Regions from separate parts of the Homo sapiens genome. Here region 2 is linked to region 1. Evidence: read pairs that join two places in POLR2A ChIA-PET (ENCODE). Cell type or tissue: K562. All regions are shown on one strand. Each heading gives the region's core, and the rest is flanking DNA. Links, peaks and the distances in the headings are about the cores only. Region 1 overlaps PCSK6 (proprotein convertase subtilisin/kexin type 6). Region 2 overlaps PCSK6 (proprotein convertase subtilisin/kexin type 6).

Region 1 (5,374 bases), core at 284-5,283:
CCTCATCCTCCCCAGTAGCTGGGACCACAGGCGTACACCACCACACTTGGCTAATTTTTTTTTTTTTTTTTTTGTAGAGTCAGGAACTTGCCATCTTGCCCAGGCTGGTCTCGAACTCCTGGGCTGAAATGATCCTCCAGCCTCAGCCTCCCAAAGTGCTGGGACTACAAGTGTGAGCCACTGTGCTGGCCAAGCAACATTTAACTTGAATAACAATGAGGGAAAAGAAGCATATTAAAACAACCACCAGATCTCATTTGTCACCTATAAGAACTGGCAAATATGACAATTGGTCATCACTACACAAAATCGGTGGGGCCCACACACACTTCTGGGGGCAGTGTCAACTGGCACTATCTGTTGGGAGAGCCATGGCCAACATCTAACACAATGTAACTTGCACACATACATTGACTCAGCAGGTCCCCTCTCTGGAGTCAGACTATTCGGGTTCAAATCTTGGCTCTGGCACCTACAAGTTGTGTAACTGGGAAAAAGTTACTTAACCTCTCTGTGCTTTTGTTTCCACATCTGTAAAATGAGGGTAATAATAACACCTACCCCATAGAGTTTCTAAGATTAAATGAGTCAATACAAGGAAAGCACATGAAAAGTTACTTGGTACACAGTAAGGGCCAGCAATCACCATTTATTATTATAACTAGTATTTGTTTTGTTCTTATGGATCCTACAGAAATTCTCACAAGTGCAGAGTCATGAATAAGGATAACCACTGCAACACTGCTTATAACAGAAAAAAACTGGAGGCAAATCAAAGGAACATTCACAGGTGTGGTATAACAAAACATGTTGCATCTCTAAAATGCCATAAAACTATTTAAAAAGAATGAGGTAGGTCTCTATGTACGAGCATGGGAAGATTCCCAAGACGTCCCACTGTTAGTGAAGAAAACCTAGGTAGGTCCAAAAAAAAAAACATGTTTAGTGTGATTCCATTTATATTAAAAAAAAAAAAAACAACAAAAATTCTTTTTGTGTGTATATGCGCACGTATCTGTCTGTTAAGGCACAGAAACAGGACACATATACTAATGTGTGAACAGTGGTGACATCTCAGGGAAGGAGTAAATCAGGGATCGGATGAGGGGAGGAAGGAGATTTTGGATTTTGCTTTGTACACCTGCACTGTGTGAATTCTTTACAATGGGGGAGCATTTATATAATACTCTAAATTTATAAATTTATATGCAATGTATAATTTTTTAAATAAAAATGCTCGATAAAATCCTAATGAGTTGAACTGAACAGATGTTACCAAGTGTGGACCCTCTGCAAGGCTGGTGATGCCGGACGGGAGATGCAGGTAGGTGGGATGAGACGCCATAACCAGGGACCCAGGGCATGTGGGGCGGGGAAGCAGCGCAGTGGCAGAGCCTCTTCCACCTCCCTGCACGGTCCTGACCTTCCACAGCAGCTGCAGCACTATCCACCTCCCCACGCAGTGATAAAGAACTCACTGACCTAAACGTCAGGAAAGAATGACACAAATGATGGGCCAGCTACGCCAAGGTACACTGAGCAGCCATTACAAGTTACGCCATAGAAGACTTATTGACGTGGGAGGTACAAGTTGCAAAAGTAGACAATCCTATTTGTATAAGACATTGGTGAATATATGTGTGTGCGTGTGTGTGTGTGTCTGTGTGTCTGTGTGTGTGTGCATGCATACCTACACAGGTTGAATATCCCTAACCTGAAAATCTAAAATACTCCAAAATCCAACAGGACACTCAAAGCATTTCCAATTTCAGATTTTCAGGTTAGAGATGCTCAACAAGTGAACATAACACAAATATTTCAAAATCTAAAATAATTGGAACTCCAAAACATTTCTTTTCCCAAGCATCTCAGATACAGGATATTCAACCTGCATATGAGTGTGCACGCACACACTCAGACACAGAATCACAAAACAAAAAGTCATGGCCCAAAGTGTCAACAGTGATTATTTTGGGGTGGTGGGACTATGGGTGATTTTTATGGTTTTCTTGTTCTTTTCTGTATTGCAAAAATATTCTGTATCCACATATCCTTTCTGTATTATACTGAGAGGAATCAAGTAGTGTAAACAGTCTTATAACCAGGCCATGCTACCCTCTATGCAACTGTGGGTCCCCCTCCAGCCTCTTCTCTCCTCTTGGGATCTGGTTCTACTGTGTTCCACTTGCCTCCCAGCAGGCAGGAAACACAGGGTTCTGGTAGGCAGAAAGGAGGGTATCCAAGAAAGGTTCCCTGACCTTCAGACTCTTAGACTCTACATCAAGAATGTTGCCTTCATTCCTGCATAGATAAGCCTTTGAACTGAGCTCCAGGCCAGAGCCCTGATAAGGAGGGGAGGATCCCATAGTACAGGAGGACTTCTTCACAGGTCCCTTCTGCCCCAACCCTCCATCTGCCTGGACTGCACCCCTCTGCCCTAGCCACTTAGAAAGCCCCAAGCCAAGCTCCGTGGCGGCTCACATGCCACCTGCTCCTTGTAGCCTTTCCTAATAGACACAGACTCTGTCTATGAGGAAGGCCTGGAATGCAAGTTGCCCAGGTTGAAAGCCTTGCTCTGACCCTTACTACTATAGCAGGTTACTCAGCCTCTGTGGGTCTCAGTTTGCTCATCTGTGTAATGGGATTAATAGTACGGTTCTGGGGGCAATCATCAGCAGTGCCTGGCAGACAGCCAAGACTGACATAGGAGTGGCTGGCGGCAGTCATGGTGGGGTACTGGAATCCGAGGACCCAGTTGCTATTCTAAGGACAGTCACGTGTGGGGACAGAGAGGCTGAGTACAGGCACGAGCCAGACTGCTTCTTTACAGAAAATAAACCTTCCACAGGACAGGCTCCACCAAGGCCGCAGGACACACCCATGCCTCCTGTCCTCAGTCCTCCTTCCCACTTTCCCTCCCTCCCTCTTCTGTGGCTTCCCCGGTCCTCTTTTTCTGGCTTCCTTTCCTCTTGTTCTTCTGCCCACCAAGGAGCAAGATGCTCGTTCTGAGCTTCAGAGAACACCAGGCTAGGATGCTAGGTGTGTCCAGACTTGCCGGTTCTGCCTCGGAGTAGCCACGTGGCACAGATGACTGAACATCTGCCTTGGCCTTGAGAGCAGAGTCCCTGCAGGTGACACTGGAATCACTCAGCAAGACTCAGTCCCAGGAAACACAGAACCCAAAAGCAAGGTACCAAGAGATGTCAAAGGGTGGAAAGCATAAGCGATATTTGACTATACAGAAACATCACAAATATTTGCTGCTCACAAACCTGCTAGAGCTCAGCAGAAGTGAAGATAACAAGGTCAGCATTTTCTCCATACTCACGCTTAAGGATGATTTGCCTTTGGTGAATGGAATCAGGACATCACAGGTCCTGATATAAAAAATTCTAACAATTTCTCATTCACTAAACCTTCTCAGTGCCAGGAACTGCACTAGGGCCTCAGGAAGCAAAATGAGTCACGTAAAGACGCAGACTATGAGACGCTGTGGTCCAGAGGGTCTAGCGGGGAGAGAGACACCCCGCACGCCATGGCCGAGCCCCTCCGTGGAGCTCGGAGAGGACAGGGCTGCAGGCAGGTCAGGAAGCAGCACTTTGGCTAATGCCAAAGAAGGGCAGGGCCCGGGTAGACCACACAAGGAAGGGGCCCCCAGGTTAAAACGACAGCAACAGATAGGTGCAGAAGAAAGAAAAAGCATATGGAAAGTGTCCTGAATGTCAAAGGCCCGGACTTCATGAAGATGCGTGTGGTAAAAGTGAAGGGTTCTGGGTGAGCACAGAGCAGTGGGGCTCTGAAGAATCCTACGGATGGCCGTGTGGGAAATGGCCTGGAAGGGAGGCAGGGAAGCCAGTGAGGCAGTCACCAGGACACTCACCACCAGTGAGAGTATGAGTGAGCAGGCCCGGCCTCGGCTGTGGCCATGGGCTGGGTGGCAGGGGAGAAAGACCCAGAGGCTGGTCGGACAGGGCTGTGGTCGGTGCATGCAGAGGCTGGTGGGAGGAATCCAGAGAGACATCTGGTTTCCCATCTGGAGGACGGGGTACAAGATAGGTGAGCAGAACGGTGTGGGGCACAGGAGCACCTCCATGCAGCCTTCTACTAGACAGGGAACAGCAGGCCTGACCTCTGGTGGGAGGGCCCTTATCCAACACGAGGCAGCCCCTCCCTTCCCCTCCACCACCTTCCCAGATCTCCACCCAGGGAAGAGTCCGGCAATGATCAGGGAGGTGAACTTGGGCCTTTTGAAGGCAAGAAGGAAGCTCTTGTAAGTGACCACTGCTGGGGTCCTCCCAGGGGGACAGTCCAGGAAGGGGGACAGGACCTTCTTAGACTGTCCGCCTGTGGCAAGCCCAGCAGTGGTCATCTCAAGGTGATCTGCTTAAATGATCACAGGAGATATGTCTGAGAGTTGTCATCAGGGTGTTTGAAACCAAAGCGGGAAAGTCTGGAAGTCCAGGTTCCTTGCAGGAACGTGAGTGATGCCATTACCCACTGATGGATTCCCCCCAGGGCGGTCTGGCTGATCACTCAGAGCTTCGGTAGTCTGCTCCATTTGGGCTGTTTCTGCCCACTCTCACTGAGAAGATGGATTTTCCCAACAAGGACTCTAGAAGTGATGGATGCTGGCCGGTGGCAGAAATACAAGAGCCCCCGAGGAAGATTAGAGAACTAACAGTGACAGCCTCTTCCCAGCCCAATTCAGTAAATGGGTCCATGTGCGGCTGGGCAGAGCCACAGGTCGGGCGTGGCTGCGGGGCCCTGTGGAGCGCAGCTTGTTTATGCCCAAGCAGCCAAGGCAAGACAATGAGACTTTCTTCCTTTCCACGGTGCCCCTGTCTTGACACTGAGGGCATTGATGGGCTGGTTGCCATGGGAACCCTAGGCTGCTGATCCCATCCCATGGAGCGTGAGGCTCCTGACAGCTGATGGCTATTCATCCCCCTTCCTTGCAGGACTAGACAGGGGGCCTTGCGCCTGCTGCTGGGTCCTCCAGATGCTCAAAGGGCAGAGGCACAAGGACATCAGGAAAAACCACAGCTTGATGGGATGATGGGACCCGCAGGGTGTGAAGCATCCACAGTGAGCTCCAGGGCACCAGTGGGGCCTCCAGGGCACTAGTGGGGCCTTCAGGGGACACAGGGCTCTCAGATCAGTGTGGAGCTGACCTGGCCAAGAGGCAAACTACAGCATCACAAAGAGGGTGTCCTCATGTACAAGTACGTACGTGGCAGGGCCTATCGAGTGACTCCAAAAAGCAAACGATTGGGATGAGAAAGCGATGGTGGGGGTGGTTCAATAAATGACACTTAAACAAAGCGCAGGTGCCTGGCCTTGGTCCCTCACAAAGACTCATAACCAAGAGTCTCTT
Region 2 (5,374 bases), core at 216-5,215, 160 kb before region 1:
CACAGAACGCTGTAGAAGATGACGGGGGAAGATGAAAGAAGAGATCTTTGGGAATGGTGTTGACAGGTGTTTGGTGTGTACAGCCAGGGCGTTTTCAACAACAGAGAAACAAATGCCTAAGACTAAGGGTTTATAGGGCAGGGAGGAGAGACTCGAAGACACAACAGTTCTGAGCAAAGGGCCACGAGTCATGGAGGAAAACCTTCAGGTTGGCTCAGGGTCCGAGGAGGACCTGTCGACCTGGGTCAGATGTTGGACTAGTTGACTAGATAGCACCTCCTCTGGGCCAGGTGTCTCCAGGGAGCAACTGATGGGACGTCAGAGAGGGGCAGTGAAGTAGTCACTGACTGACAGCGGAGAGGGTTACAGGCAGGGAGGAGATTATCTCAGGGGCTCTATGATAATCACAATGCCCAGGTAAACCTCCTCACAGCTGCTTCAGTTCGATTGTGGTCGCAGATCGAGGCCTTGCAGTCTGCTCTGGACTCAGATGGGGCCTCTCGCTGCATCAAGGGAAAATCCCTTTGCAGAGGTTCCGGAGCCTGGAGGGCTCAAGCACAAGGCCCTGGGCTCTGGGGCTGGCTTCACACCTCAGAACCACAGCCGTAAGCCTGGGAGGGAATTCTGAGCTCCTGCAGGAGAAGCTCCTCCTTGGAGAGTCAGGAAGAGTGAAGCCGAGAAGGCCACAGGGTTTTGAGCAGGAGGCAGATGTAGGGACCTCAAGGGGCCTCTTGAGGACCACCGTCTTCATGGCAGGTGTCTCCCTCTCTTCCTGAGGTGCGGTGGAAGAGCTGTGCCCCGGGGGCGGGACTCTGTCTGGTTTATGTTGTTCTGGAGCAGAGGCTGCTCGTATGCTTTGGCCAATGCCGCCCCTCCCCATCACTGGTCTCTGGGAGCATCTGGTGGGTGGGTCTCATACACCAGGCGGGGTGCCACTCTGAGTGGGGTTTGGGAGCTGTTCAGGGCCTGCCGTTGTACCTCTCACGCCTCACCTGCTGAACCCGTCTTCCCCACTATCCTTCCTCCAGCACCAGGGTCCTTAACACCTGTGGAGCCTCCCAAGTGGGAAAGAAAGCTCATTCTTGTTTGTACTTAAGTTTCATGCTCAATGTATTAAGCTTCAAAGTTGTTAAAACACATTTATTTGGAGGTGGTGGCGATGGTGGCACACAAATGTAAATTCACTTAATGCCACCGAACTGTATGCCTAAAAATAGTCAAGATGGTACATTTTATGTGATGTGTATTTTACCGCAATAAAAAAGCTGTTAAAGTGGGTTGATTTTCTAAGCGACCTATTTTCTCAACTACTAAAAAATATGAATTTCATAACTCAGTGAAAGTCTTTTAAGGATTCCATTAAGTCGCAAGTCTCTATAGACTTTGAACACTTTAAAAGCACCCACAATCATAGCAATAAGAGCAGAACGGGCTGTGCTTATACAGGACCTGCTATGTTGTTTGCGGGGCCCAGTATAAAGTGAAAACATGGAGCCTTTGTTCAGAAAGCTGGAAGAATGTGCCACGACAGGGACTAAAACAGAAAGCGTTTTCCTTTCTTTTGAATCTCTCTTGGTCTGTTGTGGTGTTTCTCATTTGCTGTTTCAAGTAGTGCCGTCTCAGGCACAGGACGCTCATGCTTGAGGGCTGACCGTCACAGGTGCTTGGGGCACTGCCCCGCAACTTGGTATGTGTGTGCCCTGCAGGCTGTCAGCTGCTAATCCACATGCCATGCCCCAGGTGGGTAAGTCGCGTCCCACGGGGCCACTGCATTAACCCAGCTGTGCCAGCAGCCCCGAAGGATTACAACCTCCATGCCAGGACACACGGGGCACCTGGACTCAGGAGGATGAGAGGCTCATCTCGATCGAGTTGCCTGCCAAGTGCACTGGGGCACTGTGAGCCAAGGGTGGGGACAGATTCCGCCATGCCCTACCCCAAGCACTCATGCCTGACTCCGACCCTCCCCACGACTGTGCCCAGGCCCCTGGGTGGGTGGTGGACAGCAGTGGTCACTGAATGGGAACAGGGAGGGGAATGCCAGGTGGGCCTGGGTCTCCAGGGCACAGGAAGTAGGCAGCTGAGAACAGCTGCCTCCAATGAGGTCCACACCTGACATGGAACAAGAAGCCTCCAGTGACTCAGAGGAGGAAAATGAGGTCTCTCTCCCAAGAGGCTGCCAGGGGATAGATGTACACGTTCCCAGGAGCTTAGAAAGAACCCCAGGCCAGAGGGCATGGGGCGCAGGGGAGACCCCCAGAGCTGTGGACCTGCTCACCAATGAATTTAATAGCTGAAGTGATGGAGAAGTCACTGGTTTGAGATGAGAATTCCAAGGGACTCTATAAAGCTTTTTGCCATCAGGCAATCTGGGGACTCAAAGAAAGAAAAGTGAATTATTGAAATCAAAGAGTTGCAAAACTGTATGCCTGAATGTTATGGATTCAAGTGACTACGAAATTTAAATAAGCAACATCAGTGATGCTGCCTAATCCATCTGGGCTAAATAAGTCAAAGAAATAATAAAAATAATAGACAAAAAGGCGACAGGCAAACTGCTGGGGAAATCTGCTGAGCTGCCAGCGGGTGGAACCCATCCAGATGCTGAGCACTGTGGCCTTGAGGGCTGCCCCAGGAGGGAACTGAGGAGGACATGTCTCCCCTGGGTGGTCTGAGGTCAGCCTGGCAATCATAGGAGGACACTGGCCTTGGCCACAGCCTTGTTCATCAGGCCTGTCTATTCCAGGACATACGGCAGGGAGCTGCATGGGGTGCTCATGGCCGGCCACGTGGGGAGGGGTGTGCCCATTCTGCAGGATTTCTGAGGCACAGTAGTATCATGGAAACTGGTTTAGCAGAGACTTAATTCTGTTTTTTTTTTTTTTTTTTTGACAGAGTCTTACTCTGTCGCCCAGGCTGAAGTATGTAGGGGTGTGATCTCAGCTCCTTGCAACCTCCACCTCCCGGTTTCAAGCAATTTTCATGTCTCAACCTCCCCAGTAGCTGGGATTACAGGCGCCTGCCACCAAACCTGGCTAATTTTTGTATTTTTAGTAGAGATGGGGTTTCACCATGTTGGCCAGGCTGGTCTTGAACTCCTGACCTCAGGTGATCCACCCGCCTTGGCCTCCCAAAGTGCCGGGATTACAGGCATGAACCACTGTGCCCGGCCAGTAGAGACTTAATTCTTAAAGTATTACTGCAGAAAAAGCTCATATGATGTGAGTTTCTTAGAAAGGACCAAAGTACCAAGGACAGGAAGGAGAGAGGAGAAAACTTAACCCAAAACATATCCGAGCCCACAGACTGATGGTGCACTTCAACTTACTGTGCAAATAGCTCTGCAAAACAAAATCCAATAAAATGAATGAATTCTCTGCTATTCTGCATAAAAACTGTGCCTGGGAGACATCTGTGCCATCATCTTTGTGGGCAATTATAATACATGTAAAATTGTTTATAGAATTCTTTTCCTCTTTGAAAAAATGTTCAAAATAAGTGAAGATAGGCACAAAGAACTAAGGCTATGTTTGAAAACATCCCCATCCCCACCTGGATCCATTCCCGCCTCTCCCAAAGCCCTCTCAATGTTTATGGTGTTGTGTTTCTGTCCGCGCCGTTCCACAGCAAGAGCTGAGCTCTGAGACAAGATGGCTTATGAGTGGTGAGCATCTCTTATCCCTTTCCCCATCTGAAATAAGCCACTGCCTGGCTGGGTTTCTAATGAGAACCTCAGGCTGCGTGTTCAAAGTGGGCCTTTGCATTGTTTTGGGATTTTGTTTCAAATTTAAAAACATGGTTTTAAAAAAAATTTCCAACAAAACGTTTTCCTTTTGTGGAGAACGGGGTCTCACAGCTTTGCTGCCCAGGCTGGTCCTGAGTTCCTGGGCTCGAGCTGTCCTCCCATCTCTGCCTCTCTAAGTGCTGGGGTTATAGGCATGAGCCACTGCAATGTACATAAAATCTACCATCTCAGCCATTTTTAAGTACACAGTTCAGCAGCATTAAGTACATTCACACTGTTATGTAACCATTGCCAGCATCTATCCTTAGAACAATTGTCATTTCTCAAGTTGAGACTCTGTAACCATTAAACATTAAATCCCCACTCTCCCGGCCCCCAGTCCCTGGTAGGGCCTTTGTACCTTGTTTTGCCCTTGCATTTTAATGCTGCAATAAATGCAGAAGCCCACGAAGTCCTAGGGCTTTCTCGGGTTCAAGGCAGCTAGCCTACGCTTGGGTGACGCTGGCCCGAGGCCTCCGCAGGCGGTGAACTCACCCACGCAGGTTCCGCAGGTGTGATGGCATTCCCCACATCTGATCAGCTCTGAGTCAAAGTAGGTGCCTGGCTCACAGTCAGGAATGCAGCTGCCCCGTGCAAGGCTGTTGAAAAGAAAGAGGCAGATTTCCACATCCATTCCAAAAGTCTAATTATGACTTGCCCTCTAGCACCTTTCCCAAGAGGAGATGTAAGTGGCTGAGGCACAGTTCTTTGTGTCACCGAAAGTTCTCAGCTAAGGAAAGTCGGGAAAGCCATCCCGCAGTCCGCTGGGGGCCCAGCAGGAAGGGGTACAAGGCCCTGGGAAGCAAAGCTCCCATCACCAGGCAGCAGGCGCCAGGCTCCGTCCTTGACCCAGTGATAGCTTTTTCTTACTGTCATTTCTCCAACTCGAATCCAAACCCCATGAAGAGAAGTGGAGCTGTGTGGGTCATCACTGGTGGCACGCTAGCTCAGTCTCAGTGTCAAGTCCCTCTTGAAGTGTTGGCATTTATGGCGTGTGACGGGGCTGTCGGCTACAAGGCTGGCCCTGAACCCCAACCCGCTCTTGCCTCTCTTGCTTGAAACCTTGGAACCTTCTGCAGCTTCGCAATGAACTTGAAATAAGACGCCCTCTGGAGCCCCAGCAGGCCTGTCAGATGCAGCCCCTACCTTCCTCTTTCGCCCCATTTGTGCCCTCACTTCACTCCAGCCAGCCGAGTGCTGGACAGAGACACAGATGCTGAGCTAGACCACCCACGTGGATGGCTTCTGCCACCTTCCCAGTGTTCGACCCCAAGCAAGCCAGCCAGCCCCTCTACATCTGTTTCCCTTCCTGTTAATTGGTTTCTACATCATAAAGTTGCTTGGAGGACTCAATGAGCTAATACCCATAAACATTTCAGTGTCTGGCACACAGCAGTGTGAATCAATATCACCTACTATTATCTCTTTAGTTCCTGAGATTATACTGTGTACAGTCTGTGACGTACATGTTCTAGATGGGTTTGCCATACTGAGCAAGGGCTCTGGGGTGCATCTGTCAGACCCGGAGACTCCTGCTATGACACTGGGATTTATAATAAGAAATATGTGAAGAGAAAAAGAAAAAAAAAA

What was found. ChIA-PET counts read pairs that join two places held together with the same protein. Peaks named below come from ENCODE experiments on the same cell type or tissue, not always from the same donor. Only the 100,000 strongest peaks of a DNase experiment are listed, where the experiment ranks them.
Region 2: POLR2A ChIA-PET joins it to region 1 with 5 read pairs; 4 of 35 experiments call an interaction of 5 or more read pairs at or near these places.

The regions. Positions count from the first base shown.
Region 1 is chr15:101,475,599-101,480,972 of GRCh38, forward strand. The region is part of intron 1 of PCSK6 (proprotein convertase subtilisin/kexin type 6); the gene reads right to left. LOC124903566 reads right to left here. Exons shown (of 2, transcript XM_047433427.1): 2 at 1-5,374. The coding sequence starts at 4,369. The coding sequence ends at 3,464. Among named protein-coding and RNA genes, the nearest start is that of PCSK6, 11 kb to the right of the region's middle. In K562, for the core only: no CTCF peak of the experiment used is centred there; a DNase peak (open chromatin) is centred at 2,353; H3K27me3 peaks cover 1,521 bases.
Region 2 is chr15:101,314,040-101,319,413 of GRCh38, forward strand. PCSK6 (proprotein convertase subtilisin/kexin type 6) reads right to left here. Exons shown (of 22, transcript NM_002570.5): 19 at 4,280-4,383. Among named protein-coding and RNA genes, the nearest start is that of PCSK6-AS1, 18 kb to the right of the region's middle. In K562, for the core only: no CTCF peak of the experiment used is centred there; no DNase peak of the experiment used is centred there; H3K27me3 peaks cover 2,283 bases.